2 separate regions of the Homo sapiens genome follow, and region 1 is linked to region 2. Evidence: chromatin loops called from intact Hi-C (ENCODE). Cell type or tissue: CD4-positive, alpha-beta T cell. All regions are shown on one strand. Each heading gives the region's core, and the rest is flanking DNA. Links, peaks and the distances in the headings are about the cores only.

Region 1 (16,009 bases), core at 5,366-13,365, 500 kb after region 2:
ACCACAGCTCAAGGAGTGAGAGAACAGAAGCTGCTAGTTGGGAGTCTGGCTCATCCATTCATTGGCACATTCCTGCCAACTAGTGGCTGTTTTGTGAACATTTTGATCAGGGCAGGGTTTAACCTCACACTTTCAGGGTTTCAGAGATACTACGTTGCTTTGGAGGGAACCCTTGACTGGTCCTACTACAACAAATCCATCTGGTAACCCTGACCCTGGCTTCCCAAATGATCTTCCTAAAAATGTGTTCTGACCACATTATTCTGTGGGTTAATACTCCCCACTTTCTCATGATAAAGCCCAAATTCCTTAACCACATTCTGGCCTTTGCAGACCTTATCTTCCAATACACTCCTTCCACACCCTAATCTCCAGTGAAGCTTGATGTACTCTATGTTCCCAGGACAACTCCTCACCCTAAAACTTTTTGTTCAATCCCCTTTCTCCTGGTCTGCCTTTGGTCTCTCCATAAGATTATCTGATATCAAAATACCAAATTAGCTGTCACTTTCTCTATGAAGCATTTGCTCAATTCTTTGAACCATTACCTAACTGAGTACACACTTGTTGCCACGTTTTCTCCTCAGTTGTGCTGGGTCTTGGAAAAAATATGGTTTCTGGAGTCAGAAATAGCTGATTTAAGATTCCTGCACTGCTATTTAGCTGAATAATCTTGGGCAAGTCACTTCACCTTTCTGATCTTCTGTTTCTTTTCTGTTGTAATATTAAAATGAAATAATATATATTGTAATGCAGATATCGGCTGGAGTTACATCATCTTCCCCCTTCCAAATGTTTCAGAAAGTCTGGTAATCACCCCCAAGGTTTCTGTGAATTCCCAGGGATCTTTTGTTTTCTTTCTTTCTTTTTTTGACACGGAGTCTCCCTCTGTCACCCAGGCTGGAGTGCAGTGGTACCATCTCGGCTCACTGCAACCTCCACCTCCCGGGTTCAAGCAGTTCTCTGCCTGAGCCTCCCAAGTAGCTGGGATTACAGGCCCCCACCACCACACCCCACTAATTTTTGTATTTTTAGTAGAGACAGGGTTTCACCATGTTGGCCAGGCTGGTCTTGAACTCCTGACCTCGTGACCTCATGATCCACCTGCCTCGGCCTCCCAAAGTGTTGGGATTACAGGCATGAGCCACCACGCCTGGCCCCCAGAGATCTTTTATATATTTTTTTTTTTTTTTTTTTTTGAGACAGAGTTTTGCTCCTGTCATCCCTTGGCCTCTTTCCCAGCTCAGGCTTTGGGCCCAAACTCCAACCAGCTTGCCCAGTCCCCACTTTGCTTGTCAAAGGCCTTGACTAATGCTTTGAAATGACAGCTGGTAAGGACCTGTCAATTTACTTGGGCTTTCCTTTACCCAGTTTTTATCAGGGAGCAGGGGAATCACAAATTTCCCCTTAAAATGTGCGATCTCTTACAAAAGTTATTCCATACACGTTTGCATGAAGCAATGGATGAGAAGACTTAAGCGTGTTTATTAAGTGGTAATGGATTTCCTTTGTTCTTGGACTCACTGTTTTTGTCCTAGTCTCCTCATAAAGGACTGGATCCCAGTGCGTCACAATTGTCATGGACAAAGAGCTTGATTTTGAATTATGGTTCAAGAGGAAGGTGGTTTTGACCCCAACCTAGGATATCAGTTTTTCCATCTTCTGCCACTGTCTCAAAACGAATTCCACATCTCTGTCTTTCTTCTAGAGTAGTTATCTTCAAATTTTTTTGCTCACATACTTCCTAAAAGAATTTTGAGGCCAGGCCTGGTGGTTCACACCTGTAATCTCAGCACTTTGGGAGACCAAGGAGGGTGGATCACTTGGGCTCAGGAGTTTGAGACCAGCCTGGACAACATGGCGAAACCCTGTCTCTACAAAAAATACAAGAGTTAGTTGAGTGTGGTGGTGCATGCCCATAGTCCCAGCTACTCAGGAGGCTGAGGTGGGAGGATTGCTTGAGGCCAGGAGGTCAAGGTTGCAATGTGTGAGCTATGATCACACCACTGTACTCCAGCCTGGGAGACAAAGCAAGAACTTGTCTCAAAAAAAAAAAAAAAAAGAATTTGAAAAACTATCTCTTTGCTTATTTTTAGATTGAAGTTACAAATTTGTCTTCTTAAATTCAAATATTTGCAGGAGATTTAATTTCTGATATGTGATATTGTCATTTTATTTTATTTTATTATTTTTTGAGATGCTGTCTCTCTGTGTCCCCAGGCTGGAGTGCAGTGGCATGATCTCGACTCACTGCAACCTCCACCTCCTGGGTTCAAGCAGTTCTCCTGCCTCAGCATCCTGAGTAACTGGGATTATAGGTGCCTGCCACCATGCCAGGCTAATTTTTGTAATTTCTTTTAGTAGAGACGGGGTTTAATCATACTGTCCCGGCTGGTCTCGAACTCCTGACCTCAAATGATCCACCTGCCTCGGCCTCCCAAGGTGCTGGGATTACTGGCATGAGCCACCGTGTCAGGCTGATATTGTCATTTTACAATAAAACTCTTACATTACTCTTCTTTATATATTCAAACAATATACCACAGTGTTACTATATCCATATCCACAAAATAGGAGATTTTGTATATATATTATTAGATTTATACATAAGTATTTCAATATGGGGGGTGCTAATATAATGGTAGTATGTTTTAATTTCCACTTGTTCATTGCTGGCATATAGAAAGCAAATGACTTTTGTATATTAACCTTGTATCCTGCAATGTTGCTATAATTAATTGCTTATTAGTTCCAGTGGTTATTTTGTAGATACTTTTGGATTTTCTATATAGACGATCATGTCATCAGCCAACAACAACAGTTTAATTTCATCATTACCAATCAGTATACCTTTTATTTCATTTTGTTGTCTTGTTGCATAAGCTAGGACTTCCAATACAGTGTTGGAAAGGAATAGTGAAGAGGACATCCTTGCCTTGTTCCTGATCTTAGCAACAATAATGCTTCACATTTTTCACCATTAAGTATAATATTTAGCTGTAGGTTTTTTGTAAACATTCTTTAATCAAGTTGAGGAAGTTTCCCTCTATTTCTAGTTTCCTGAGAGTTTTTATCAGGAATGAATGATGGATATTGTGAAATACTTTTTCTTTCTTTCTTTTTTTTTTTTTTTTGAGACAGACTCTCACTCTGTTGCCCAGGCTGGAGTGCAGTGGTGCAATCTCAGCTCACTGCAACCTCCGCCTCCCAGTTCAAGTGATTCTCCTGCCTCAGCCTCCTGAGTAGCTGGGAGTACAGGTGTGCACCACCACACCCAGCTAATTTTTGTTTTTTAGTAGAGATGGGGTTTCACCATGTTGGCCAGGCTAGTCTCGAACTCCTGACCTCAAGTGATTCATCCGCCTCGGCCTCCCAAAGTGCTGAGATTGCAGGTGAGAGCCACCACGCCCAGTCCTGTGAAATACTTTTTCTGTATGCACTGATATGACCATGTGATTTTTCTTCCTCCTCTTCTTCTTCTTCTCCTTTTCTGTCTTCCTTTTCTTCTTCTCCTTTTTTTTTTTTTTTTTTTTTTTTTGAGACAGAGTCTCACTCTGTCACCCAGGCTGGAGTGCAGTGGCGCGATCTCGGCTCACTGTAGCCTCTGCCTCCCAGGTTCAAGCAATTCTCCTGCCTCAGCCTCCCAAGTAGCTGGGACTACAGGCACATGCCAACATGCCCGGCTAATTTTTTGTATTTTTAGTAGAGATGGGGTTTCAACGCGTTAGCCAGGATGGTCTCCATCTCCTGACCTTGTGATCTGCCCGCCTTGGCCTCCTGAAGTGTTGGGATTACAGGCGTGAGCCACCACGCCTGGCCTTTGATTTTTCTTCTTTAGCCCGTTGATGTAATTACATATAGATTACATTAATTGAGGGTTGTTTTTTCAGGTTTTGTTTTTGTTTTTGTTTTGTTTTTAAGACAGACTCTCTCTTTGTCACCCAGGCTGGAGTGCAATGGGGCAATCTCAGCTCACTGCAACCTCTGCCTCCTGTGTTCAAGCAATTCTCCTGCCTCAGCCTCCGGAGTAGCTGGGATTACAGGTGCCCACCACCACACCCAGCTAATTTTTGTATTTTGGTAGAGATAGGGTTTGGCCATGTTGGCCTGGCTGGTCTCAAACTCCTGACCTCAGGTGATCTGCCTGCCTCAGCCTCCCAAAGTGCTGGGATTACAGGCGTGAGCCACCACGCCCAGCCAATTGTGTTTTTAATGTTGAACCAGGCTTGCATGCCTGGAATAAATCACATTTGGTCATGTATATAATTTTTTTAATGCATCATTGGGTGTGCTTTGCTAATATTTTGTTAAGGATTTTTGCATTTATTTTCATGAGAGATACTTGTCTGTAGTTTTCTTTTAAATTTATTTATTTATTTTAAATTGACAAATCGATTTGTAGTTTTCTTGTAATGTATTTGTCTGGTTTTAATATTAGGGTAATACTGGCCTCATAGAATGAGCTGTTTCTATCTTCTGGAAGATGTTTAGAAAATTGGTATAATTTTTTTCTTAAATGTTTGGTAGAATTCACTAGTGGATCCATCTGAGCCTAGTACTTTTTGTTTGAGGAGTTTATTATTTATTGATTCTGTTTCTTTAACAGATGCAAGCCTGTTTCAGATTGTCTACTTCTTGTGTGAGTTTTAACAGATTGTGTCTTTCAAGGAATTGGTCCATTTCATCTGGGTTGTCAAATCTGTGGGCATAGAGTTGTTCATAATATTCATGTATTATTCTTTTAACATCCATGGGATTTGAATTGATCTCCTCTCTTTCATTTTCAGTATTTGTAATTCATGTCTTTTCTCTTTTTTTCTTAGTTAGCTTTGCTAGAACCTTATGATTTTACTGATTTTTACAAAGAAACAGGTTTTGGTTATGTTGATTTTCACTATTGATTTCCTGTTTTCAATTCATTGATTGCTGATATAATTTTTATTATTTATTTTAATCTGATTGCTTTAAAACTGTGTATAGAATCCTAGGTTTTTGGCTTTTTCTCTTTCAACACTAAGTATTCCACTCCATTATTTTCTTGCTTACGTGATTTCTGAGAAGAAGTTGGATATAATTCTTATTTTTGCTCCCCTATAGGTAAGTGGCTTTTTTCCTCTGGCTTCTTTCAAAATTTTTTCTTCATCTTTAATTTTCTGCAGCTTGAATATTATATGTCTAGGTGTAGTTTATTTGTTTGTTTGTTTTTGGCATTATTTTGCTTGGTTATTTCTGAGCTTCCTGATCTGTGGTTTGGTGTCTGGCACTAATTTGGTGAAATTCTCAGGCATTATTGCTTCAAATGTTTCTGTTGTTCCTTTCTCTCTTTCTTCTTCAGGTATTCTCATTATGCCTATATTATACTTTTTGTAATTAGATATTCTTTCTCATTTTTTTCATGTCTTTTTTCTCTTCACTTTCAGTTTTCAAAGTTTCTGTTGACATATCCTCAAGCTCAGAGGTTCTTTTTTCTCCAGCCATTTGCAGTGTACTAATGAGTCCATCAAAAGCTTTCTTCATTTGTTAGTGGTTTTTTTCTTATCTCTATCATTTCTTTTTTATTCTTTCTTATAATTTTTATCTTTCTGTTTAAATTGTCCATCTGTTTTTGCATGTTATCTACTTTTTCCATTAGAGCTCTTAACGTATTAATCATAGTGAGAGGTGACAACGTGCTAGCAGCCCTTGCTCGCTCTCAGCACCTCCTCGGCCTTGGCATCCGCTCTGGCCATGCTTGAGGAGCTCTTCAGCCTGCCGCTGCACCGTGGGAGCCCCTCTCTGGGCTGGCCGAGGCTGGAGCCAGCTCCCTCTGCTTGCAGGGAGGTGAGCATGGAGAGTCGCGGGCGGGAACTGGGGCTGCCCACAGCACTAGCGGGCCAGCGTGAGTTCCGGGTGGGTGTGGGCTCTGAGCCCCGCAGTCAGAGTGGCCGGCTGGCGCCGCTGGCTTAGGGCAGTGAGGGGCTTAGCACCCGGGCCAGCAGCTGCGGAGGGGGCGCCGGGTCCCCCAGCACTGCCGGCCTGGGCCACACTCGAATTCTCACCAGGCCTCAGCTGCCTCTCTGCAGGGCAGGGTTCAGGACCTGCAGCCCACCATGCCCAAGCCCTGTGGCGGTGGGCTCCCACGCAGCCCCAGCCTCCCCGACGGGTGCCGCCCCCTGCTCCGCAGTGCCCAGTCCCATCAACTGTGCAAGGACTGAGGCATGCAGGTGCATGGCACGGGACTGGCAGGCATCTCCGCACCCAGCCCTGGAGCGGGATCCACTCCGCGAAGCCAGCTGTGCTCCTGAGTTGGATGGGGACTTGGAGAACTTTTATGTCTAGCCAGAGGATTGTATATGCACCAGTCAGCACTCTGTCTCAAGTTCAGGGCTCGTGGATGCACCAATCAGCACTCTGTATCTAGCTAATCTGGTGGGGACTTTGAGAAACTGTATGTCTAGCTGAAGGATTGTAAATACACCAATCAGCACTCTGTGTCTAGCTCAAGGTTTGTAAATGCACCAATCAGTGCTCTGTGTCTAGTTCATCTGGTGGGGTTTTGGAGAATTTTTACCTCTAGCTAGAGAATTGTAAATACACCAATCAGCACTCTGTGTCTAGCTCAGGGATTGTAAATGCACCAATCAGCTCCCTGTCAAAATGGACCAATCAGCTCTCTGTAAAACAGACCAATCAGCTCTCTGTAAAATGGACCAATCAGCTCTCTGTAAAATGGGCCAATCAGCAGGATGTGGGTGGGGTCAGATAAGGGAATAAAAGCAGGCTGCCGGAGCTAGCAGTGGCAATGTGCTTGGCTGCTCTTCTGTGGTGTGGAGGGTTTGTTCGTTTGCTCTTTGCAATAAATTTTGGTGCTGCCCACTGTTTTGGTCCCCATTGCCTTTATGAGCTGTAGCACCGTGAAGGTCTGCAGCTTCACTCCTGAAGCCAGCAAGACCACAAACCCACCAGAAGGAGGAAACTCTGAACACGTCTGAACATCAGAAGAAATCAACTCTGGACACACAACATTTGAGAACTGTTAACAGTCACCGCGAGGGTTCGCAGCTTCATTCTTGAAGTCAGTGAGACCAAGAGCCCACCAATTTCAGACACAATAGTAGTTTTAAATTCCGATTAGGGGAATTCCAACATCCCTGCTATGTCTGTGTCTGCTTCTGATGGTTGCACTATTTGTTCAAGCTGTGGTTTTTTTTCTTTTAATGTGCCTTCTAATTTTTTTGTTGGAAAAAAATGAGCAGTTTTGTACTGGGTAAATGGAACTGTGGTAAATAGGCCTTTAGAGCCTGGGGAACAGAGTGAGACCTATCTCTAAACAAACAAACAACAACAAAACCTTAACTAAGCATGTCTGTAGTCCCAGCTATTTGGGAGGCTCAGGCAGAAGGAGCACTTGAGCCTAGGAATTTGAGGCTACAGTGAGCTATAATTGAGCCACTGCACACCAGCTTGGGCGACAGAGTGAGACTCCGTCTTGGGGGAAAAAAAAAGATATAGATCTTTAGTAATGTAGAAGTGCGGTGTTGCAGGAGGGAGAAGTGTTCTACAGTTCTATTATTAGGTCTCAGTTTTTTGGTGAGGCTTTGGGTCTAGGCTGTGAACTTCACCAGTGCTTCTCAGCTTTTGTTTTTTCCCCTTAGGTGGGGGCAAAACCACTAGAGGAGACTGAAGTTGGGTATCTCCCTTCTCCTACAGGGAAGCTTAGAGGAAGCTGGAGTTGGTATTTCCTTTCCCCCAGGTGGGAGGCTGCAGACTGCTGGAGTTGGGTATTTCCCTTCCCTGGGGTAGGTTAGGCTCTGGCAAAATTCTTTCTCCTGAGGGTAGACCTTTTTAAAAACAACAGAATGCTTTGGCATACTGCAAAATGGTTTATTTCCCCTCCCTCTGCTAGAAGCATGAAGGGATTTTTCTCTGAGATTTACTGTGAGGATCTGGTAGAGCTCTGAGAGGTAAAAATCACAAAAGTGTTGGGGCATCTCCATAACTCAGTACCCCTGGAATGTTTTTTTTCTTTTGAGACAGGGTCTTGCTCTGTCACCCAGACTGGAGTGCAGTGACATGCTCATGGCTCACTGCAGCCTCAACCCCTTTGGGCTCAAGCGATTCTCCTGCCTTAGCCTCCTGAGGAGCTGCGACTAGTGGAGTGCACTACCAAACCCAGCTAATTTTTAAAGTTTTTAAAGAGACGGGGTCTTGCCATGTTGCCTAGCCTGGTCTTAAACTGTTGAGCTCAAGCAATCCTCCCACCTCAGCCTCCCAAAGTGTTGGGATTACAGGTGTGAGCCACCATGCCTGGCCCCTGGTGGAATTTTTAACTCTCTGAGTTGTCCACACTGTTTCTCCAAAAATTGGGGCAGTTACAGTTTAGGTTTTCCTATTCCTGTTTTCAAACCTCCTGTAGAGGCTTCTGCTCATCTGTTGCATTTCCAGTAACTTGTGACTGCCTGTATTTCCTGTCTCTCCAATTTTGGCGGCAGCAATCTGCCTAGTGGTCTCATTCCTCTAACAAATCTAAGAAGAGTTGTTCAGCTTTTGTTTGGTTTTGTTATTGTTGCTCAGCCTTTTAACCTGTTTAGATGGAGTGTTACCTTCTAAGCTCCTTACATGCTGGACCGGAAACCAAATTTCTGTCCTTCGTTTCTGAAGGACAGTTTTCCTGAATACTATTCTTGCTTGGCAGGTTTTCTTTCAGTGCTCTGAATATATCATCCCACTCCCTTCTGTCCTGTAAGGTTTCTGCTGAGAAATCTGCTGATAATTTTATAAGAGCTCCCTTGTGCTTGATGAGTCACTTTACTCTTGCTGCCTTCAGAGTCTCTCTTTGACTTTTGACAGTTTATTATGTGTCTCAGGGATGGCTTCTTTGGATCATATATTGTATCCCATAAGTCCCTTAGGCTTTCTTAACTTTTCTTCATCTTTTCTTTTGTTTCCCCTGACTCAGTAATTTCAAATAACCTGTCTCAAATTTCCTGATTGTTTCTTCTGCTCAATTAGATCTGTTATGATCCCTTCTAGTGAATTGTTCAATTCAGTTATTGTTTTTTTCAACTCCAGAATTTCCATTTGGTCTTTTTCTTAACAGATTCTTTTTTTTCTTTTTAGAGACAGGGTCTCACTCTATTGCCCAGGCTGGTCTCAAACACCTGGGCTCATGTAATCCTCCTGCCTCAGCCTCCCAGAGTGCTGGAATTTCAGGCCTGAGCCACTGCACCCGGCCTCTGCGTCTTTGTTGGTATTCTGGTTTTTATGGGTCACTTCCTGGTTTCATTTGTGTATCTGATTCTCTTGTAGCCCACTGAGCCTCTTTAAGATGATTATTTTGAATTCGTTGTCAGGTAATTCATAGATCTCTGTTTCTTTAGGGTTCCATTTCTGATACATAGTTGGTCCTCTGGACCATGTTTCCCACTATCATCATATGTCTTGTTATTTTTTGCAAGAGTTTGTGGATTTGAAAAAATGACCATGTCTTCCAGTTTTAATGGATTGGCTTCATAAAGGGGAAAACCTTAAACATTCAGCTCAACTAACAGTTTGGGGGAGTGGTCTCTCAAACCTTTTCTGGAGATACGTATTCTTGGGCTTGTGCCTGTGATTTCCCAATTCGAGAGGTTTGCTGGTGTCTTTTCAGAAGCTTGTGGTCTCTTGCTCTCTCTGGTGTCTGTCTACAGTACTGCAAGTTCTCAGGGTCTACAACAAGCTGTTGATGTCTCTTGTTCTCAGCAGTCCCCAGGGGATGTGTATGTATGTATGTATATATATATATGTGTGTGTGTGTGTGTGTGTGTGTATGTGTATATATGTGTATATATATGTGTATATATGTATATATATGTGTATATATGTATATATGTGTATATATGTGTATATATACACATATACATATACACATATATGTATATATATACGTGTGTGTATATATATATATATATATAATTTTTTTTTTAACTTTATCAGCACTCAGTGTCAGGCAAGACAGAAACCGGTCCCTCAGGGAGCCCCCTGAAAAGCCTGAATGTTGGACGCACATTCTACTCTTCTGTTTCACTCTCAAGGTAGAAGCTTCAAGTTGGGCATTTACTCCTGAAAGCACCAAGCTGTACTGGCTTTGGGAAAGGGCTATTGTAGGTTAAATGAAAATGTTTCTTCTTACCCATTTTAATATAGCTGTTCTTGACTTTGAACTTGCCTCAGGCACTAGTTTCTAGAATTCTCATAAAAGCTTTTTGGACCATATATTAAGTCAGTGTCTATGGAGGAACAAGGTCTGAGATGTCCTATTATGCTGTATTACTGATGTTACTCCTCTCAGGAAGATTAGTTTTTGAAAAGAGTACATGCAGAAAGTAAAGATCGGGATTTGGACATCGATTCCCTTAAAGCTAAATATGTTCACATATTCCTTGGAAATTTTTTTGGACATCCACAGGTATGAATACCCAGTTTGAAGATAACCTTTTTGGAGGATTCAAATTAGTATTCTTTTGGCTGCCTTTGGGATTTTGTTTCCTAAGTCTGCCTTGAATGTGCTCTCAAAATACCTACTTCCTATACTGGATCTCTTCCACCCCCAAGCTGGGCACCTGGGTCAGAGGATGTGTCTGGCAGGCTTTGAATGGTATAATGGTTAATTTTATGTGTCAACTTGACTGGGTTAAGGAAGACCCAAATGGCTAGTAAAACATTATTTCTGGGTATGTTTTTAGAGTATTCCCAGAGATTAGCATTTGGGTCAGCGTACTGAGTAAAAATGATTCACCCACCCTAGTGTTAGCAGGTCTTATCCAACTCATTGAGGGCCCATCTGAATGGAATAAAAAGGTAGAGGAGGGGGGAATTCTCTCTCTCTCTCTTTAGCTGGGACATCCATTTCCTTCCTTTGGACATTGGAGCTCCTGATTCTTAGGCCTTCAGACTTCAGGAGTCAGAGCAGCAGCCACCTGGGTCTCAGGCCCCCAGCCTTGGATTGGGAGTTATATCATTGGCTCCCCTGTTTCTCAGGCTTTCAAATTCACACTGAATTTCACTACCATATTTCCTGTTTCTCCAGTGTGCAGGCAGTATATCATGGGACGGACTTCTTGGCCTCTACAATCACTTGAACCAATTCTTATAATATATCTGCCCTTAATATCTGTATAAATATCTTATTGGTTCTGGTTTTTTCGAGAACCCTGACTAATGCAGATTTCGATACTGAGAGTGGTTCTAGAGCAACAGAATTTTAAGGATGAGTTTGCTGAATTGGTTTTGGGGCTTATGGAATTGGCTCTTCAATCATCTTAGATTTCAAGATGCTAAGGACTCTATAGTAGTCTATTGCATGAACTATTTATAAAGATATGCATTAGATGCTCCTAGTTTACCAAATATAAGAAGTAAAAACCTAAGTAACTCTGTATATGATACTTTCAAACGTTTTTGGAAAACCAAGGAATATAATGCCATTGGTTGGTTGCTCCTAATGTCACTGAACAAAATGGTGAAAGAGGAGGATGAGCTCAGAGATTCAAATTACCAGCTTGAGCTTCAAATAAATGATCTAAGAGCTTCTACATGTGCCCTGAGGGAGAGCCTTATCTCCTAAAACCTCAGTACTGAAATTGCTGCAAATGAAACAGAAGATTTCATCTTGTAATTGGCTGAATTACAATGCAAATTGAACACGCAGCCTTACTACAGGGTGTAAGTAGGCAGCCTTACACCCTGCCTACTGTTGAAGTGAGGGTATTCATTGGGAAATAATGTCCCATCCAATATATTAGGATGGGGACTTAGGGGAAGACCCTAATGAAGCTGAGGACATTGAGTCTTAAATCCTGATAAGTCTCTTTTGCTAGTGGAAGAGTTCTTTCCACCCCCAGAAAAAGTTGCCTGCCTACTCTCAACAGAAGTGGCTTCCCCAACCCCAGCAAAAGTGGCTTCCTTACTCCCAACAAAAATGACCTCCCCCACTGCAGTGGTACTGGCTTTTCTACCTCTGCCCAATGGGATTAATCCTAAATTGCCTGAGGGATGGTAGTGGCCTCCACTAAAGCAGTTGCTAAGCAAGATAATGTTGATTCTTCTCAGGACTCATCCCCACCTCTCCTCTTTCTTCTACACCCCTAACTAGACTCAAGTCCCAGCAGGCCCTTAAAGTGATTTATGGCTCATGAGAAGATATGTTATATTCCAAAAGAATTATTTGAGTTTTCTTCTTATATAAGCATAAATTTAGGGAATGTGTGGGAATGGATATTAAAAGTATATAATAATGGCAGAAGGAACATAAAGTTGGATGGCCTAATTTATTATTTTCCAATCCTGCTCCTTCTTTACAGGCCTAATTTATTGATATGGACCCACTAAGCAGAGATTCTGCATTTAATGTTGCCTCTTGGGGAAGTTAGGGCTCTAATCATTTGTTTTTTGGCTGAAACATGGATCAAAAGGTGGCCCATGATGAGCGAGTTGGAAATGCCCGATCTCTCTGGTTTAATGTAGAGGAAGGGGTTCAAAGGCTTGGGAAAATTTGAATGTTACAATGGATTTGTCATTTAAGACCTACTAACCCATACAAAGAGAGTCCAGAAGTCATATCTTGCACAATACTTTCAGAAATAAATTTATGAGGGTGTAGTCCCAGCACTTTGGAAGACCAAGGCGGGCAGATCAGTTGAGGTCAGGAGTTTGAGACCAGCTGGGCTAACATGGTGAAATCCCATCTCTACTGAAAGTAAATACACAAAAAAATTAGCTGGGTGTGGTGGCGGACACCTGTAATCCCAGCTACTCAGGAGGTTGAGGCAGAAGAATCACTTGAACCCAGGAGGTAGAGGTTGCAGTGAGCCTAGATCACGCCACTGCACTCCAGCTTGGGTGACAGAGCAAGACTCCATCTTTAAATAAATAAATAAATGAAATTTATGAAGGGTTCTCCAACATCCTTGATCACTCTCTTCTGTAGGCCAGATCTTACAGTGGGAATCACAGCCACTGAACTGGAAAACGAAGGTAGTCAGAGTAATTAGATTATGTGGTGGCAGGGGCCAAGTAGCAGCACTAAACTGTCAAAGGTATGGTGGGCATAGTTACTATAATGGACAGCAGAGCCAAAGCAGCAATAGGAATAACCTGACTCCTGCAGACTTATGGCGTTGACTAGTTAATCATGGTATTCCTAGAAATGATCTGCATAAGCAGAAAGGTTCCAGGTCAAGTGAACAATAAGTCTAACTCAAATCATTTTTAAAAAGAGTCAATCCCTCAATGAATTCCCAGACTTGAGCCAGTTTACAGATCCAGAACCCCTTGAATTAAGGGAAATACAGGTCCCCTGGAGGAAGGATCTTGGTGCACTACCAAAAATTTATGCTGTTCATCTTTCCCTCAACCTTCCTCAAAGGGACCTATAGTCTTTAATCACAGTAACTCTGCATTGGGGAAAATAAAATCATCAGACCTTTCAGAGACTACTGGACACTGACTCTGAACTGACCTTGATTCCAGGAGACTCAAAATGTCACTGTGGCACTCCAATCAGAGTAGGGGATTATGGGGGCCAGGTGATTAATGGAATTTTAGTTCAGTTCCATCTCTCAGGGGGCCCAGTGGGTCCCCAAACCCATCCTGTAGTTATTTCCCCAGTTTCAGGATGCATAAGGAACAGATATACTTAGCAGTTAGTAGAACCTCCACATTGGTTCCCTGACAATGAAATGAGGGATATTACCATGGAAAAGGCCACTAGAAGCCACTAGAACTGCCACCACCTAGGAAAACAGTAAAACAGAAGCAATAACTGCATTCCTTTCATTGCAGAGATTAGTGACACCAGATACAGGGGTGGTGATTCTCACTACATCTCATTCAACTCTCCTAATTGGCCTGTGCAGAAGACAAATGATCTTACAGAATTAGAGTGGATTATCATAAGCTTACCCAACTGGTGACTCCAACTGCACCTGCTATACTTGATGTGGTTTCATTGCTTGAACAAATGAACACATCCTCTGGTACCTGGTATGCATCTATTGATCTGGGAAATGCCTTTTGCCACCCCTGTCTATAAAGCCTACCAGAAACTATTTTCTTCTGGCTGGAAGATCAGAAATATACCTTCACCATCCTACCTCAGGGGTACATCAACTCGCAGTCCTGCCATAATTTAGTTTTCAGGGATCTTGATCATTTTTTCATTCTACAAGATATCGCACTCTTCCATTACATAGATGACATTATGCTAATTGGACCTAGTGAGCAACAAGTATACTTGAGACTTAGTGGTAAGACATTTGCATGTCAGAGGGTGGGAAATAAATGCCACTAAAATTCAGGAGCCTTCTACGCAGTGGAATTTCTAGAGGGCTGGTGGTGTGGGACATATTCCTTCTAAGGTAAAAAATAAGTTATAGCATTTGGCCCCTCCTACAACCAAGAAAGAGGCACAATACCTCGTGGGCCTCTTTGAATTTTGGATTTTGCCTCCAAAATGGTCCATTTACAAAGCCACCCAAAAAGTTGCTAGTTTTAAATGAGGCCCAGAACAAAAGAAGACTCTACAATAGGTTCAGCCTGCTGTGCGAACTGCTCTGCCACTTGGCCCATATGATCCAGCAGATCCTATGGTGCTTGGTGAGTCTATGGCAGATAGGGATGCCATTGGGAGCCTATTTAGCAGGCGTGCATAGACGAATCACAGTGCAGGCCTTTGGGATTTTGGAGCAAGGCCCTCCATTATTGGCAGATAACTACAGTCATGAGTTGCTTAATGACAGGGATATGTTCTGAGAAACATGTTGTTAGGCGATTTTGCCATTGTGCAAATATCATAGAGTTTACTTACACAAACCTAGATATTATAGCCTACTCTACAATTAGACTATTGCACCTAGGCTATAAACCTGTACCGCATGTTACTGTACTAAATACTGTAGGCAACTGCAACACAATGGTAAGTATTCATGTATCTAAACATAGAAAAGTACAGTACAAAATACAGTTTTATGGTTTTATGGAGCCACAGCAGTATATGCGGTCCATCATTGACTGAAACATTACACAGTGCTATTCTTTTGAGAGACAGCTCTTAGCCTGCTACTGTGCCTTAGTAGAAACTAAACACCTGACCATAGGCCACCAAGTTACCATGTTACCTGAGCTGCCCATCATGGATGAGGTGTTATCCGACTCACCAAGCCATAAAGTTGGGTGTGCATAGCAGCTCCCCGTCATCAAATAGAAGTGTTATATATGCAGTAAGTCCAGAGCAATCCCTAAAGGCACTAGTAAGTTACATGAATAAGTGGCCCAAATGCCCATGGTCACTCTTACTACACTGCTTTCTTACTCTCTCTCAAACTGTACCTATGGGCTCATGGGGAGTTCCCTATGATCAGTTGACAGAGAAAGAGAAGGTTTGGGCCTGGTTTAAAGAATGTTCTGTACAATATGCAGGCACCACTTGAAAGTGGACAGGTACAGCACTACAGCCCCTCTCTGGGACATCCTTGAAGGACAGTGCTGAAAGGGAATCTTCCCAGTGTTAGAACGACAGGCAGTGTACTTGGTTCTACACTTTGCTTGGAAGCAGAAATGGCCAGATGTGCGATAATATATTGATTCGTGGGCTATAGCCAATGGTTTGGCTGGATGGCCAGGGACTGGGAAGGAACATGGTTGGAATATTGGTGACAAAGAAATTTGGGGAAGAAGTATATGGAAAGACTGCTCTGATTGGGCAAAAGACATGAAGATATTTGTGTTCCATATGAATGATCACCAAAGGATGACCTCAGCAGAGAAGGATCTTAATAACTGAGTGAAGAAGGTGATCCATTTTGTGGATATCAGTCAGCCTCTTTCCCCAGCCACCCATGTCAATACCCAATGGGCTCATGAACAAAGTGGCTATAGTGACAGGGAGGGAGGTTATGTGTAGGCTTAGCAGCATGGACCTCCACTCACCAAGGTCAGCCTGCCGATAGCCACTTCTGAGTGCTCAATCTGTCAAGAGCAGAGACCAACACTG
Region 2 (16,009 bases), core at 4,453-12,452:
TGGCCCTGTGGGGTTTGGGGAGAGGGAGCTATCCTACACCCTAGGGCTCCTTGGTCAGAGTCAGTCAGGGCCCAGCTTACCTTGTGCCGGGCCGGTGCTGGTGTGCCAATGGGAAAACCCAGGCGAAGAACCATGCATGGGGCCTTGGAAATGATACGGACCATGTAGAAGGAATTGGGGGGCTGGTCTGGGGCACTGGGGAGAAATGGGAGTCAGTGAGCAGCCCAAGGTTGGCAGGAAGTAGCAGTGAGGTCTGGGGTTAGAGGGAGACATGGGATGAGGTGGCGGGGGGGTGGGGGGGCGGGGGGTGAAGGGACATCACTTTGCCCACCTGGAGAGCAGCTTAACATAAGAATAGCCCTCGACTAGTACGAAGCTGCTCCAGTCCCGCAGCAGAGAGGTCAGGGAGGAGTGGGAGATCCTGCACTGGATAGTGCTGTAGCGCCCATTGCTGCCCGGGGTGTGCAAGTGCTTGGGGATTGGTCTAGGAAGAGGGGTGTGGACTGAGGTTAGACCTCCAGGCCCCAGGCTTGGAGAAAAGGAATAGACTACTATCACTCTCTTCTAGGCCTTGCCTGAGGTTATGGGGACTGAAGAGCAGGGAGGCAAGGAAAAGGCTATAGTTTTTCCTTGGCCACAGTTGGTAAGAGCTCATCTGCTGCTCCCCTTCCCATCATTCCCTATCCCCCTGACCCCGATACTCCACCCCAACTATGGCCCAGCCCTAAGGGCACCCACGTGTCATGCTCCAGGATTAGCACCAGGCGATGCATGTGCAGCCATCGCTGCCAGGAATTTGCATCCATGGACAGCACTGGCTTCCAGTAGGCAGCAAACTGGGCATGGGATGAGTCAGAACCACTGGGCTGGAGGGAGAGCACCTGAGGACAGGAAGGACAGCACTATAGGAGCATTTGCAGAGGACCAGGGTACAAACTCCAAAGAGCAAACAAAACCATGGGTGGACTCCGTTCAGAGAGTCAGAGACAGCAGTGGTTTGAGGCTACAGCCCAGCCTGAAGCACAGGCAAAAACTGTTTCCACTATGAAGGCTAGATTTGGATGACTGAGCCCAGGGACAGACTGTGTAGCCCTTTAAAGCTGAATCCAGAAGGATGGAACCATAAGCCCAGCTTATGTCACCGACTTGGGAGAAAAGCCCCTAAATGGTGGCAGGACCTCATGATGTGGCCACTGCACACTAGCATAAGCCACCTTCCCATCAGTGTTAGGCTGACAGCGTGGACTGAGTGTGAAGACAGCACAGGACCAAGGAAGCTGTAGTCTTCAGGGAGTACACAGTTCATGGTGGCTGGTGGTGGATGCACACAGGTGAAGGCGGCTGGGGAAGCCCAGAGTATGTCACGTGGAGATGGGGCAAGGGCTCACGGTCTGCTGGGACTGGGATACCACCACCTAGACACTGTGTGAGTCTTTGCCTCTGCCACCTGTGCTCTGTTCAGGACAGCCTGTCTGTATAGATCCTCCTCTTCCCCGGGGCCTTAGGGAGAAGAGAAGCTCTCAAGGTTAAAGCTTGGGCTTCTGGCTTAGGTGCCTTAGACGTGAGACAGAAAGGAATAGAAGGTGGTGGTCCTGGGCTCCAGATGCTGTGCAACCCAAGTTGACATGAAATGGGGCTACTATACTTCAGAGCTACTCACCGGGGTGGTGGAGCCTGGAGGGATGTAGAAGAGTGGCACTCCGCTCTTGGTGCTGTCAGGAAGCGTGAAATGCTCAGGCACTGAGGAGAAGGACTGAAGGTGGGCAAGCATCTGGTCTGTCTGGTTGATGCTGTAGAATAAGGGCCAGGCCTGAGCCATATCTGACTCTGCTGGGTGCAGATGAGGGGAGCCTTAGGGGGACATGGGACCCTGGATATAAGCCTGGTTCTCTGGGTGATGCTCCCCAGCTCCCGCCTTTGCAAATCTGTCCCTCCATACAACAAATGGGGCAGCACTCATTGAGTGATGACTTCACTGACCTCTGCAGCGTGTTCCAGAAACGCCGGATAACATGGGTACGATACAATGAACGAATGGGCTGCCTTAGTGCACAGGACACATCATGCAAAATGTCGTAGCCGCCTTCCATCGTCACTTCCACCCGTGTTACTCGAGGGCCCTCAGGCTCCAGGGGCCAGGGTGCCATAGCCACATACTCAATGCGCATGTTGTGTTTCCACAGCAGCACCAGCTTTACCTCCAATTGGGACCCTCCTTAGGGAGAAGCGGAAGGGCCAGTTAGGAGAAGGCATAGGACTCTAGGCCTGGGATCGAGTTCTATCTGAAACCCCCACCTACCTCATGGAACCCAGTCCTGCCAAAGGTTCCAAGCATGGTTCCACAGGTTTCAGGCCCAGAGTTGGCCCACTGACACAAACACAAGTTTGTAGAAACAATCTGAAAACTAAGCCAAGTTCAGGACCCTATACCACCCTCAGCTGGTTCACCTTGGGCAAAAGGAGATAGAATTGGGAAGCTCCATGCTAAGAGAATTAAGCCCTGATGACAATTCAAAACCCACTGTCTCAAGTGATAAGGACTTCAATGTGACACTCTTTCATGTGTGATACATGTGGGTCTTCCCACACACAAATTCTTGAGAGATCTATGGGATTACAGCAGGGCCTAATGACCCTTACCTTTGGCCAGTGTGACCTCTCGGACACTGTAGCCCTCTCGAAGCCGTACGGACACAGTGCTGACCAAGTCGGCTGGCACCTCCTTCTCAGTGTGCTTCTTCCGGCGCAAGGCCAGGGCAGGGTTGCTGCTTGCAGAGACCAGGTGCTCATTAAATAGGCGGTGCTGAGAGCCTGGAAGACCAGTGGAGATGGGGAAGGAGAAACTGGTTATCTGCCAACTGACAGATCTGTAGGGGGAAGGGGCTATGCTGAAATGACTGTGAGGTAACAGTGCCAGCAGAGCCAGCCCCAGTTACACTTTCAGTCCTCCAGGGCCCCATCATCTCTGGGCCCATTCTATATTCCCTCCTTCCCACACCCACCTCAGTGTGCCTCTCACCGCAGTAATATTCAGGGTTCAGTGCTTCCCCACTGCGCAGGAAGGAATAGAGGAGAAATGCCCGGTGGTAGACAGTCAGACCCAGGTTGCCTGGCTCCGGCTCAGGACAAGTGGACAGGTAGGACCCAAATGTTGCCATTGCGATGAACTTCATTAATTCCACATTGGGCACATGGCCAAAACTGCAGTCATAAGAGTAAACTCCTCCCACCTGGAAAAAGTGAGCAACTGAAGACCTAGCTCTGACAGAGGCATAGGAGAAGGAAGAACAGGAGAGAAAGAGACTGGGCTAGGTGGCTGCTCCCATTCCCTGGACCACAGAGTGGGAAGTAGGCCAGTGTTTTCCCAGGACAGACCACTGTCTGTGTCTTTCCTTCCTTAAGCCCTTCTGTCTGATGCCCATGCTAACCGGCCACAGCATCCTCTTTGCTTCCTCCTCGATACCTAAAGGCCCACCACCTCCTTCACTAAAGATTTTGGCAACTGGTTCACTGACTTCCTGTCATCATCCTGAGAGACTTCAGCTTACCAACACTTCTCAAACTTTAGGGTGTATGAAAAACACCTGGGGATTTTGTTAAAATGCAGTAGGTCTGGGGTGGGGCCTGAGATTCTGCATTTCAAACAAGCTTTCTGCTGGTCTGTGGACTACATTTTGAATACAATAGCTGTAGGTGGGAAATTAGCAAACTACATATACCCTGAGGGCCAAATCTAGTCCATCACCTATTTTTGTGAATCGAGTTTTATTGGAACACAGCCACACACATTCATTTTGTATTGTCTGTGGCTGCTTTCACGCTTCAACAGCAGAGCTGAGTAGCTGTGACGGACCAAGTGGCCCACAAGGCTTAAAGACTGACTGGCCTTTGCAGAAAGTGTTTGCAGACCTGCTCCAGATTACTCATTCAAGTCCCTGCCCTCTCAGTTCCTTAACTCTCATCTCCAGTAACTTACTCTATTCCATTCACCTGCCTATAGGCTACACGCTGGCTCTTGGCTTCATGTGGAACAAATTCATCTTTGCAATTTCAAATTGCCATAACCCACTGATTACATACAACACTATTCCCTTAGCTTCCTCCCACCCTCCTCCTGCTGCTGCTCTTTGACCTCACTGAGACTGCCAGGCCTTGAACCTCTGCTCTCTCCAAATCTATCCACATTGTCCTGACCCTCCTTTCTCGACCCAGCTTGGACCCTACATTCAGACAACTTCATAAGCATCGCTCTCAAATCCCTGGCCCTCTTCACTCTCATCTGCTTCTTCGAAACCCCAACTACGATCATAGCCTCTATTCTTGGCCAGTGGTGCCCAGAGAAAACTGACAGTTGTGTAGGTTGGCACCACATCAAAACATATGACACCCAACTCAGCTAGTCCTTCAGGGCAGTCCTTAATACTGTTCCTTCTTCCCAACTCTGGCCTCTTCCTTACAGTACTCAGCTTCACCTTTTACTTCAGAGAGAAATCGGAGGCCCTTCGCAGACATCTTCACTTCTTTCTATTTTCAAAGAAAGAAACGACACTTCCCTGCTCCAAAAGAATCCCTCAATCTGTTTCTTAAGACAATGCCCTCCTGTCAATTTAGGGACTTTACTCCACCAGCCTCCTTTTTCCTTCCTTTATTTTCAAACTCTTCTTCACTACAGATCCTTAGAAACATGCTTAAGTCTCTAGCTTTAAAAACAAAACACAACACTCCTTTACCCTGTACTTCCCTCTGGTTACCATTCTCTCTCTTGCTCTGCTGTTTATCTCAACAGCCAAATTTCTTTTGTCAACACTTGTCCCTATTTCCTTCCTTCTATCCACTCTTCAATCCCCTCACCACCTCTTCACTAAAATGGCTCTGAAAAAGATCCCCGTGACCTCCTAATCACCAAATCCAAAGGGCACTTTTCATTCCTCATTTTACTTGATCTTTTTGCTACTTCTCACAGTGTAGTTACCATTGTGAGAAGCAGCAGAAAGATCCAGTAAAATTTTCTTCCAAAAATTCTGACCTTCTCTGACATCACAATCTTCTGGTTCCTGGCTGATTCTTCATTCCTTGCTGGGCCCTCTTCCTATGAAAGACCTTGAACACTGGTGTTCCCCAAAGTTCTTCCAGGACCCTCTTCTGTTCTCAATTACCATCTGTACCCTGATAAATCTTAAATCTCTACCTCTCAAGCAGTGTTTGTCTCCTGAATATCAGGATCTGTGTATTCAACTGCTACCTGCTACAAATAGCAGCCATTTCTTAAGTGATTACGTACAATGCTACATACTTTAAATGCATCTCACCTCCCAGTGAGATAAGTACTTTTACAATCTCCATTTACAAATGAATCTGACCTAGAGGTGAAGTGATGTGCCCAATGTCACACAGTTAGTAAGTGCAGTCAGGATTTAGACCAGCATGCCTAACTCCAAAGGTGATGTTCTTAACTGTCTGTGTTGAACCACAGGCACCTCGAACACAACATACACAAACTTGCATTCATCATCTTATCCTCACTCTACCACAACTGCTTCTCTTCCTTTTGCTCTGCTGCTACCCAGTCATCACTGGAGTCAAAAACTTGGAGACAACTTTAAGCCCGCTTCTCTCTCATCTCCTTACCCCCATCTTGCTAATCATGAAGTCAGGTTGACTCTGCCTCTTCATTTTTCTCAATCCTCTTACCCCTAATTTAAGCCCTGATCCTCTCTCACTGCAATTAGTAGCCTCCCCGACTTCCCCCGTCCTTCACCCAGCAGCAAGAGTGACCTTTATAAAACATAAACCCAACTAATGACTTTCCTTCTATCTATCTGCATCACCCACAGAATCATGCTTAACCTCATTAATAAAGCAGAACCAGATTTTCATGTTCTGGCCTGTGCCTACCCCTTCAGCCTTGTTTCCCATAGCTTTTTACCTCCTTCCCTACAGTCCATCAATCCAAATTAGCTGCAGTCCCTGGCTATGCCTTTTCCCCCTTTGGTTAAGCTAGTTTGAGCGGGGTTTTCTGACCCTTGCACTCAAAACAATAATGACTAATCTACAAGGGGAGGTGGGACTGGAAATGACTGTCAGATTTCAAATTCTGCATTCTTTTTGCTTTAACAGCTATTTCCAAAATCCTAAGGAAAGAGGAAAAAAATAAGAGTCCTCTCCCACGATGCTACCTACCTTCTAGATATGACTCCTTCCCCCCATGTAACTAAGTAATTGACTTTATCTGGGAAATCACTGCCTGTAAGAAAGTAATCAGCCATCCCAACTTTGTGTGAGATATTCCATATCTCTCTCGTCCTTCCTAAAAAGTCCTCACCTGGACAAAGGAACAAGCCACAGTGCCACTGCGAAGCTGGTTCAGCAGTGTCTCACAGACAGCAACATCAGGTACACTGGTCACCCCATCCGTGATCACGATAATCCCTGGAGCAGGAAACACCAGATCAGACCTGGAGACACTGGCCAGACCAAACTCACAGGGAGGCACCCAACTGACAGGGTCCTGAACGGCTCAGTGTCTTCCCACCAATGTCGGCAGTTTCATAAACTGTGAAGTTTTATAAACTTCAAACACCTTTCCTTCTCCCTTACCCTCCTGCTTCTTCCTCTTGAATGCCAGATCATAACCTCCCCTAAGTGATATCCTTGGAGCTCTACTCCTTCTAGGGTCTCTGATGGTTGTCAGAGTCGAGGGTTCCTGATACACACTAATACAGACTTACATTTTGCAAACAAGGAAACAGATCCTCTTCCCTGGGGCCCACTGATTCCCTGGAACTGCTATCTTTGTTAGCAGTCAGCCCCACCCTTCCTGTATCCCTGCTTCCCCAGTCCCACCAATATTCCTTCTACTGACCTGCACTAGAGTTCGAGGGTAGTAACTGCAGTGCCAAGATGCCCTGACGAATCATACTGACCAGCCCAAGATCAGCTGTCACCATGGAGACGCCTACCTTCCGGCCCAGTAGGTCCCCTGAGTCTGGGGACTGGTCTTCTGCCTGCCCCAAGTTACAGAAAAGACAGAATGGGGCAGATGGCATTGCTGCCCCATCCATAGCAAAGCCAGAATTTATAGCCCAGCACTTCTCAGGCCAGACAGGCCGAATCCTGTGAGAACCTCAATTCCCCTACTATGCGGCTGAGTCTTGACTGTGCTTCCTCCCTGTGTGTGCTCAGATACTGAACCTCAGAGGTGAAGGGAGTTCGGCATCAGATGAAGCTTCAGACTGTACTGAAGTAGGGCTTCTCCATCTTTTGCCAAGAAGGGCCCCTTTCCACATTTTTCCATCACTGTTATGAAATATTTTATACCTCAATCAAATTACATGACCAGTCATCAGGCACACAGGACTGCCATTTGCCTGGCTACTTCTGGGGTACCCAAAGTGATGAGACAGGGAAGTCTAGTGGGCCTAGGCAGCTTTATCCCTGATTGTACAAAATGCTAACTAGAGGTCAAAGCCACGCATAATCACCTTCTCAGATCCACTGGAGGAGATCTGGGGCTAAAAAAAAATGCAAACAAATGGATTTCACATTTTTTCCCTGAAAGAATCTGTGTTTTGGGGAGTATATCTGAGTCCTGCTCCAACAGGGAGTGTGTCATGAGCATGCCTATCCTTGTCTCATTTTGCCCCAGCTCTTAGCCCTTTTTTGCCCTATTTGGACTATCCCTCCTCTCTGCCCTCTGTCCTTAGCTGCTCCTCTTTCTAAGTTGCCTCTGCCCACTTTCTCTCTTACATACCTGGCTCTGGGGATCGTACTGCTGCTGCAGCATGGTGGCCACCTTATCCTCAAAGAGGCAGAGCTGCTCATATATCTGCTGCAGGAACACCTCCCGCTGGGAAGGGTCCAAGAGGCAGCCCTGTACCAGCACCTAAGAAGCACATGGGAAAGACTGAGACAGGACGGTCAGGGTGGCACAGACCACTACACTTCTGCTCTGTTTATTCTCCATAGCTCCATCTAGGCGATCCTGACTTCCTACCCAACCAGGGTCTAAGGTATGACTCCACAGCCAATTTCCCCCTTATCCAATCTCCATCAGTCCTCAGCCCAGGTCCCTAGTCATTAGTCATCTTTATCTGGGGTCACAACTTCCCTCTGCTTAGGGTCCTCCACACTGGGCTTCCCCAACCCCCCACATGGGGGCACTATAAGATCTTCTATTAATAGCTTCTTCTACCTTGGCCTACAGGATGTCTTATGAGCTGCCCCTCCTCAGCCCGGCAAAGCCTTTTTTATTCTCATACTTTTTAATGCTTTTTTATTTCTAAGCATACTGACCAGCCCAAGATCAGCTGTCACCATGGAGACTCCTACCTTCTGTACACACAGAGGCTATTCTGGACCTTTTCAATTTTACAAAAATTAGCTGTGCATGGTGGTGGGCACCTGTAATCCCAGCTACTTGGGAGGCAAGAGAATTGCTTAACTGGGACCTGGAAGGCAGAGGTTGCAGTGAGCAGAGATCACGCCACTGCACTCCAGCCTGGGCTACAGAGTGAGACTGTATAAAAAAAAATTTTTTTTTAAAAATTTTTGTGGGTACATAGAAGGTGTATATATTTATGGAGCACATGAGATATTTTGATACAGGAATACAATGTATAACAATTAAATCATGGTAAATGGGGTATCCACCACTTCAAGTTTTTTTTGTTTGTTTGTTTGTTTTTTTGAGACAGAGCCTTGCTCTGTCGCCCAGGCTAGAGTGCAGGTGCGATCTTGGCTCACTGCAACCTCCGCCTCCCGGGTTCAAGCAATTCTTGTGCCTCAGCCTTCCTCAGCTGGGATTACAGGCATGGGCCACCACACCCAGGTAATTTTTGTATTTTTAGTAGAGACGGGGTTTCACCATGTTGGCCAGGCTGGTCTCAAACTCCTGGCCTCAAGTGATCCACCCACCTCAGCCTCCCAAAGTGCTGGGATTACAGGCATGAGTCACCATGCCTACCCACCTCAGGCATTTATCCTATTTTTTGTGTTACAAACAATCCAATTTTACTCTTTTAGTTATTTTTAAATGTACAATAAATTACTGTTGACTGTAGTCAGTCTACTGTGCTATCAAGTACTAGATCTTATTCATTCTTTCTAACTCTATTTTTGTACCCATTAACCATCTCCCCTTCCACCTCCCCCAGCTACCCTTCCCAGCCTTTGGTAACCATCGTTCCACTCTCCATCTTCATTAGTTCAATTGTTTTAATTTTTAGCTCTCACAAATAAATAACATGCCAAGTTTGTCTTTCTGTGCCTGGCTTATTTCACTTAACATAATGTCCTCCAGTTCCATCCATGTTGTTGCAAATGACAGGATCTCATTCTTTTTTATGGCTGAATAGTATTCCATTGTATATATGTACCACATTTTCTTTATCCATTCATCTGTCAATGAACACTCAGGCTGCTTCCAGATCTTGTCTATTGTGAATAGTGCTGTAATAAACATGGGAGTGCAGATATCTCTTCCATATACTGATTTCCTTTCTTTTGGGTATACACCTAGGAGGGAGGATTGCTAGATCATATGGTAGCTCTATTTTCAGTTTTGTTTTGTTTTGTTTTTTGTTTGAGATGGAGTCTTGCTCTGTCACCCAGGCTGGAGTGCAGTGACACTATCTCGGCTCACTGCAATCTCTGCCTCCCAGATTCAAGCAATTCTCTGCCTCAGGCTCCCGAGTAGCTGGGATTACAGGCATCTGCCATCACGCTCAGCTAATTTTTGTATTTTTAGTAGAGACAAGGTTTCACCATGTTGGCCAGGCTGGTCTCAAACTCCCACCTCGGCCTCCCAAAGTGCTGGGATTACAGGTATGAGGCACCGTGCCCAGCCTATTTTGTTTTTTGAGGAACCTCCAAACTGTTCTTCATAGTGGTTGTACTAATTTACATTTCTACCAAGAGTGCACAACGTTACCTTTTCTCCACATCCTCACCAGCATGTTATTGCCTGTCTTTTGGATAAAAACCATTTTAACTGGGGTGAAATGATACCTCATTGCAGTTTTCATTTGCATTTCTCTGATGATCAATGATATTGAACACTTTTTCATATACCTGTTTGCCATATGTATGCCTTCTTTTGAGAAATGTCTATTGAGATCTTTTTTAAGATAAAAAAAATCCCATTTTAAAATCAGATTATTGGATTTTTTTTTCTTATAGAGTTGTTTGAGCTCCTTATATATTCTGGTAATTAATCCCTTGTCAGATGGGTGGTTTGCAAATATTTTCTCCCATTCTGTGGTTGTTTCCTCACTTTGTTTATTGTTTCCTTTGCTGTGCAGCTTTTTAACTTGATGTGATCCTATTTGTCCATTTTTGCTTTGCACGCTTGTGCTTGCAGGGTATTATCAATAAATCTTTGAGCCAAGCATAGTGGTTCACATGTGTAATCCCAGCACTTTGGGAGGCCAAGATGGGAAGATCGCTTGAGCCCAGGAGTTAGAGACCAGCTTGGTAGAGACCTCATCTCTACAAAAAAACTAAAAATTAGCTGAGTGGTGAAATGCACCTGTGGTCTCAGCTACTCAGGAGTCTGAGGCAGGAGAATCACTTAAGCCCAAGAGATCAAGGCTGCAGTGAGCTGTGTTCACACCACTGCACTCCAGCCCAGGCAACACAGCGAGACCTTCTATGGAGAACACAGCCAGTACCAGAGTTTATGCAGAGCGTGGGTGAAGCTGTTGATCTCTTTACAATCTGCACAGCCTATTGTGAGTATTTCTGGGCAGGCAGTTCCTCTGCCTGTTTCAGGAGAGGTTTACTGATTTGAGGCTTATATGTTAGGTCTTTGGTTTGGGTCTCATTTTAAGGGTTGTTTGGGGGCTGGGTGGTCGGCCTTACACAGGAAGCGGACAGACAGTGGATGAAGTCGCCGGGTGTGGTGGCTCACGCCTGTAATCCCAGCACTTTGGGAGGCTGAGGCGGGCAAATCATGATGTCAAGAGTTCAAGACCAGCCTGGCCAACATGGTAAAACCCTGTCTCTACTTAAAATACAAAACATTAGCTGGGCGTAGTGGCAGGTGCCTGTAATCCCAGCTACTCGGGAGGCTGAGGCAGGAGAATTGCTTGAACCCGGGAGGCGGAGGTTGCAATGAACCAAGATCATGCCACTGCACTCCACCCGAGGTGACAGAGTGAGACTCTGTCTCAAAAAAAAAAAAAAAAAAAAAAAAAAAGATAGTGGATGAACTTTTCTGCTCTATCTTGTGGGCAGGTGATTTTGCTTTTGTTTTTGTTTTTCATTCTTCCCCCTCCACAAGCCAAAGTCATTTCACTTGGTTTCCACTGTGTGGACAGTGCTGGAGCTCAGCACTTGATGGGGCTGGGTGAGCCCTAGGTTGCAGACATGGCAAAGCAGAGAAACTGTTCTTCTGGTTCCTGCCCAATCTCAAAGGGGCTAAAGCCCTTCCCAGGGAGGAGGGTGTTCAGGAGCCAGACTTTTGGAGAGGAGGCAGTTTCCAGTCTGCTGGGTGACTGTCATTCTGCATGTGTTCCCTGAGCTGGAAAGGGCTGGAAGCTTCATGCATGAACCATGGAGAAGTAGCCATCACCCCTGCCATGGGTAGAGGGCATCCTAACTGGGCCCCCTGGGTCAGGCTAGAGCCAACACTGCCAGCTGCCCCCTCTGGCCTGCTGGCAATGCCACAGGTGCCCAAGAAGATGGGGGATACCTGTGCCAGAAGCCAACCTGGTCTTCCCAAGGGGCAGTGCCCTCCATGAAGACAGAAGTGAGAGAATAAAGTTCCCTGTAGATCCTCTACTTTTGGGTTGTGTTTTTCAAATGCTGACATTTCAGAGGGGATCCTACAGAAACCCAGCTGGCTTCCCCCAAGGACTCCCCCTTTGCTGGGAGTGGATTTCCACATGTGCCTTTGATTTCATATAGATCAGGCTTTACAGTCACCAATTCAGCTGCCAGAGTCCCTGTACTGGGGGTTGGCATTTTCTACAGAAGAGGAATGGCCTCCCTCACCCTGCTCCCCACCCAGGCAGGGCAGCACAGGATCCAGCAACTCAGTGCTATCAAGATCCCCCCCCAACCCCCAATATACCCCACCTCAGAGGCCTTGCCTGGGCAACCTCAAGCCCCCGTTCCTCGCCATACACTGATGCCTGGCAGCTATAGCAAATGACTCATGTTCTTTGTCAAAGGCCTGTAGTGAGATGATTTTGTTTCCTTTGTTTTGTGAGTTTAAAATTGAAATTAGTTATTTCCTTCTGCTTAACAGTATTAAATAGAGCAGGATATTGAGTTAATCTGCTAGATTAGACACAGAAAAGAAATCTTTGCCCAGTCCAGTGTCATGGAGCGTTTCTCCAATGCTTTCTTTTAGTAGTTTCATAGTTTGAGGTCTTAGATTTAAGTCTTTTTTTTTTTTTTTTTTTTTTTTGAGACAGAGTCTTACTCTGTCGGCCAGGCTGGAGTGCAGTGGCGCGATCTTGGCTCACTGCAACCTCTGCTGCCCGGGTTCAAGCGATTCTCCTGCCTCAGCCTCCCGAGTAGCTGAGATTACAGGCACCTGCCACTGCACCCGGCTAGTTTTTTTGTAGTTTTTTAGTAAAGATGGGGTTTCACCATCTTGGCCAGGCTGGTCTTGAACTCCTGACCTCGTGATCCACCTGCCTTGGCCTCCCAAAGTGTTGGGATTACAGGTGTGAGCCACTGCGCCTGGCCAGATTTAAGTCTTTAATCCATTTTGATTTGATTTTTGTGAGATAGGAGTCTAGTTTCATTCTTCTGCATATGAATATCCAGTCTTCCCAGAACCATTTATTGAAGAGACTGTTCTTTCCCCAATGTATGTTCTTGGCATCTGTCAAAAATGAGTTCATTGTAGATATATGGCTTCTGGGTTCTCTATTCTGTTCCATTGGTCTATGTGTCTGTTTTTATGCCAGTACCATGCTGTTTTTGGTTACTATAGCTTTGTAGTATAATCTGAAGTCAGGTAATGTGATTCCTCCAGTTTTGTTTGTTTTGCTCAGAATAGCTTTGGCTATTCTGGGTCTTTTGTGGTTCCATATAAATTTTAGGATTGTTTTCTCTATTTCTATGAAGAATGTCATTGGTATTTTGATAGGAATTGTACTGAATCTGTAGACTGCTTTAGGCAGTGTGGGCATTTTAACAATACTGATTCTTCCAATCCATGAACATGGAATATCATTCCAATTTTTGGAGTCCACTTCAATTTCTCTCATCGATGTTTTATAGTTTTCATTGTAGAGATCTTTCACTTCTTTGGTTAATTCCTAGGTATTTTATTTTAAACTATCGTAAATGGGATTACTTTCTTGATTTCTTCTTCACATTGTCTGCTGCTGACATACAGAAATGCTACTGATTTTCTGTATGTTGATTTTGTATCTTGCAACTTTACTGAATTTGTTTATCAGTTCTAATAGTTTTTTGGTGGAGCCATTAGGTTTTTCCAAATAAAAGATCATATCATCTGCAAACAAGGATAATTTGACTTATTTTCCAGTTTGGATGACCTTTCTTTCTTTCTCTTGTCTGACTATTCTAGGTAGACCTTCACTTTTCTCTCTTTTACGCTCAAAATCCTCTCCTTATCCCCCTAATGAATGCTCCTTCCTTCCCTTTACCCTCAGCAGATAACTCCTGCCCTGTGCCCTCTTCAAAGAGAAAGCAAGTCAGTCAATAGGAACGCCCTGCTTACCCCAAACTGGAGGGTACACTACTCTCTAACTCTCTGAAAGCACCCCCAAAGTCTACTGAAGGTTTACATCTGTGTCTTTGTTCTTCCTTCAAGGTGCTGAAGCAAGGATTCCTCTTCCTTCTCTTTTTCCCTGTAGCTAATCTGTCCATCTAATCTTGAGCCTTTTGTCTCTCTAATATCTTCATTCTTTCTCCATGGGCTCCTTTTCTTCTACTTCAAACATAAATAAGTATCCCCATCCTAAAATTGTATATAGACCCAGCAGTCCCTGCGGTGGCCCTCAGGATCTCACCCCTCTTTCCCCATCACACTCGTACAACCTGCCCCACATGCCCACTTCTCTCGGACCCTGACCCCATGGAACAACTACTTTTTTACTCCCTGTTCCCAACTGGATAAGTGGGTCGGGCGAGCCAGAAAAGGGAAAGTGGGACATTGTCTCACTCTACAGGCCCATGGGAAGGAAAACGAGCAGAACTGGAGCCATAAAAAGGTGAGAAAGATGTTCCTATTCATATTATTTAGAATAATGAAAACTGAGACAACTCAAGTGGCCAAGTAGGGGCTGGCTAAACATATGGTAAGATATGATGAAACAGTAAGTTAACAGGACATTAAAAATCACATTTTCAAAGAATATTTAGTGACACACAAGAATGCCCATACTATATGTTAAAAAAATAAAAAAAAGGCAGGACAGGCTAAGCACAGCAGCTCATGCCTGTAATCCCAGTACTTTGGGAGGCTGAGGTGGGAGGATCACTTGAAGTCAAGAGTTTGAGACCAGCCTGGACAACATAACAAGATCCTGTCTCTACAAAAAAATTTAAAACAATTAGTCAGGTATGGTGGCATGCACCTGTAGTCCTAGCTACTTGGCAGGCTGAGGTGGGAGATCACTTAAGCCCAGAAGTTGAAGGTTACATTGAGCTATGATCATGCCTCTGCACTCCAGCCTGGGCAACAGAGTGAGACCCTGTCTCTTAAACAAAACAAAAAACAGGACATAAAATCACGTGTCTAGAATGAGCCTCTTGATTCTCCCTTTCTCTTTGGGTAAAGAGATGGAGGTGAGGGAGGATAAAGACACACTCACAAAATTAGAAGAAAGTTCCATAAAATGTTAGAATTTAAGCCAGGAGTGGTGGCTCACGCCTGTAATCCCAGCACTTTGGGAGGCCGAGGCGGGCAGATCACAAGGTCAGGAGATCAAGACCATCCTGGCCAACACTGTGAAACCCCGTCTCTACTAAAAATACAAAAAATTAGCCGGGCGTGGTGGCGGGCGCCTGTAGTCCCAGCTACTCGGGAGGCTGAGGCAGGAGAATCACCTGAACCCAGGAGGTGGAGGTTGCAGTGAACCCAGATCATGCCACTGCACTCCAGCCTGGGTAACAGAGCAAGATTCTGTCTCAAAAAAAAAAAAAAAAAAAAAAAGGTTAGAATTTAATACGATACCCAGAAACAACTACTGTTGTTTGCACAACTCCTGTTGTTTCTGGGTATTGTATTATAGATGAGTTTTGTTTTTTCTTTATATTTTAATGTATTTTTCAAATCTCTGTGGACATGTATTATATATGTGAATTAACTTTTTTCTTTTGAGACAGGTTCTCACTCTGTGGCCCAGGCTAGTCTCAAACTCCTGGCCTCAAATAATTCTTTCACCTCAGCCTCCCAAGTAGCTGGGATTACAGGCACGCACTGCTGTGCTGTGATTTAACAGGATATATCTTGTTTTTTTTTTTGGAGACAGAGTCTCACTCTGTTTCTCAGGTTGGAGTACAGTGGCGTGATCTTGGCTCATGGCAACCTCTGCCTCCCAGGTTCAAGCAATTTTCATGACTCGGCCTCCCAAGCAGCGGGGATTACAGATATGCACCATCACGCCCAGCTAATTTTTTTGTTGTTGTTGTTGTATTTTTAGTAGACAGGGTTTTGCCACATTGGCCAGGCTGGTCTCAAACGCTTGGCCTCATGTGATTCACCTGCCTTGGCTTCCCAAAGTGCTAGGATTACAGGCATGAGCCACTGCGCCCAGCCAGGATACATCTTGAGGGAGCCACAGAGAAAATGAAAAGGCTGGCTCAGGGCGGCCAAGTGGCCCTGGGGCTTAACTGATGAAATCCTCTCCTTCCCTATAGCTGCTGTCCTTATTCAGGCTTCCTCCTCTCTCCCATGCTACAATAATCTTCGCCTATTCTCCCATCCAGACTTTGTCCCCAAATCCATCCTCCATATTAGCCACAAAATACTGTGATCTTCCCAATGTAGACATGTGATCCTGTTACTGTCTGTTTAAAATTTTCA

Evidence for each region. Peaks named below come from ENCODE experiments on the same cell type or tissue, not always from the same donor. Only the 100,000 strongest peaks of a DNase experiment are listed, where the experiment ranks them.
Region 1: it touches region 2 in a loop (14-fold over the local background); 8 of 110 quality-filtered maps call a loop at or near these places.

What each region holds. Positions count from the first base shown.
Region 1 is chr1:42,907,190-42,923,198 of GRCh38, reverse strand. No RefSeq gene overlaps it. Among named protein-coding and RNA genes, the nearest start is that of SLC2A1, 44 kb to the left of the region's middle. In CD4-positive, alpha-beta T cell, for the core only: a CTCF peak has its summit at 9,640; a DNase peak (open chromatin) is centred at 9,648.
Region 2 is chr1:43,406,955-43,422,963 of GRCh38, reverse strand. SZT2 (SZT2 subunit of KICSTOR complex) reads right to left here. Exons shown (of 72, transcript NM_001365999.1): 5 at 7,751-7,882; 6 at 6,863-7,004; 7 at 6,323-6,429; 8 at 3,020-3,230; 9 at 2,641-2,811; 10 at 1,981-2,215; 11 at 1,661-1,790; 12 at 739-881; 13 at 332-484; 14 at 81-195. Among named protein-coding and RNA genes, the nearest start is that of SZT2, 25 kb to the right of the region's middle. In CD4-positive, alpha-beta T cell, for the core only: a CTCF peak has its summit at 8,124 (motif pointing right); a DNase peak (open chromatin) is centred at 8,153.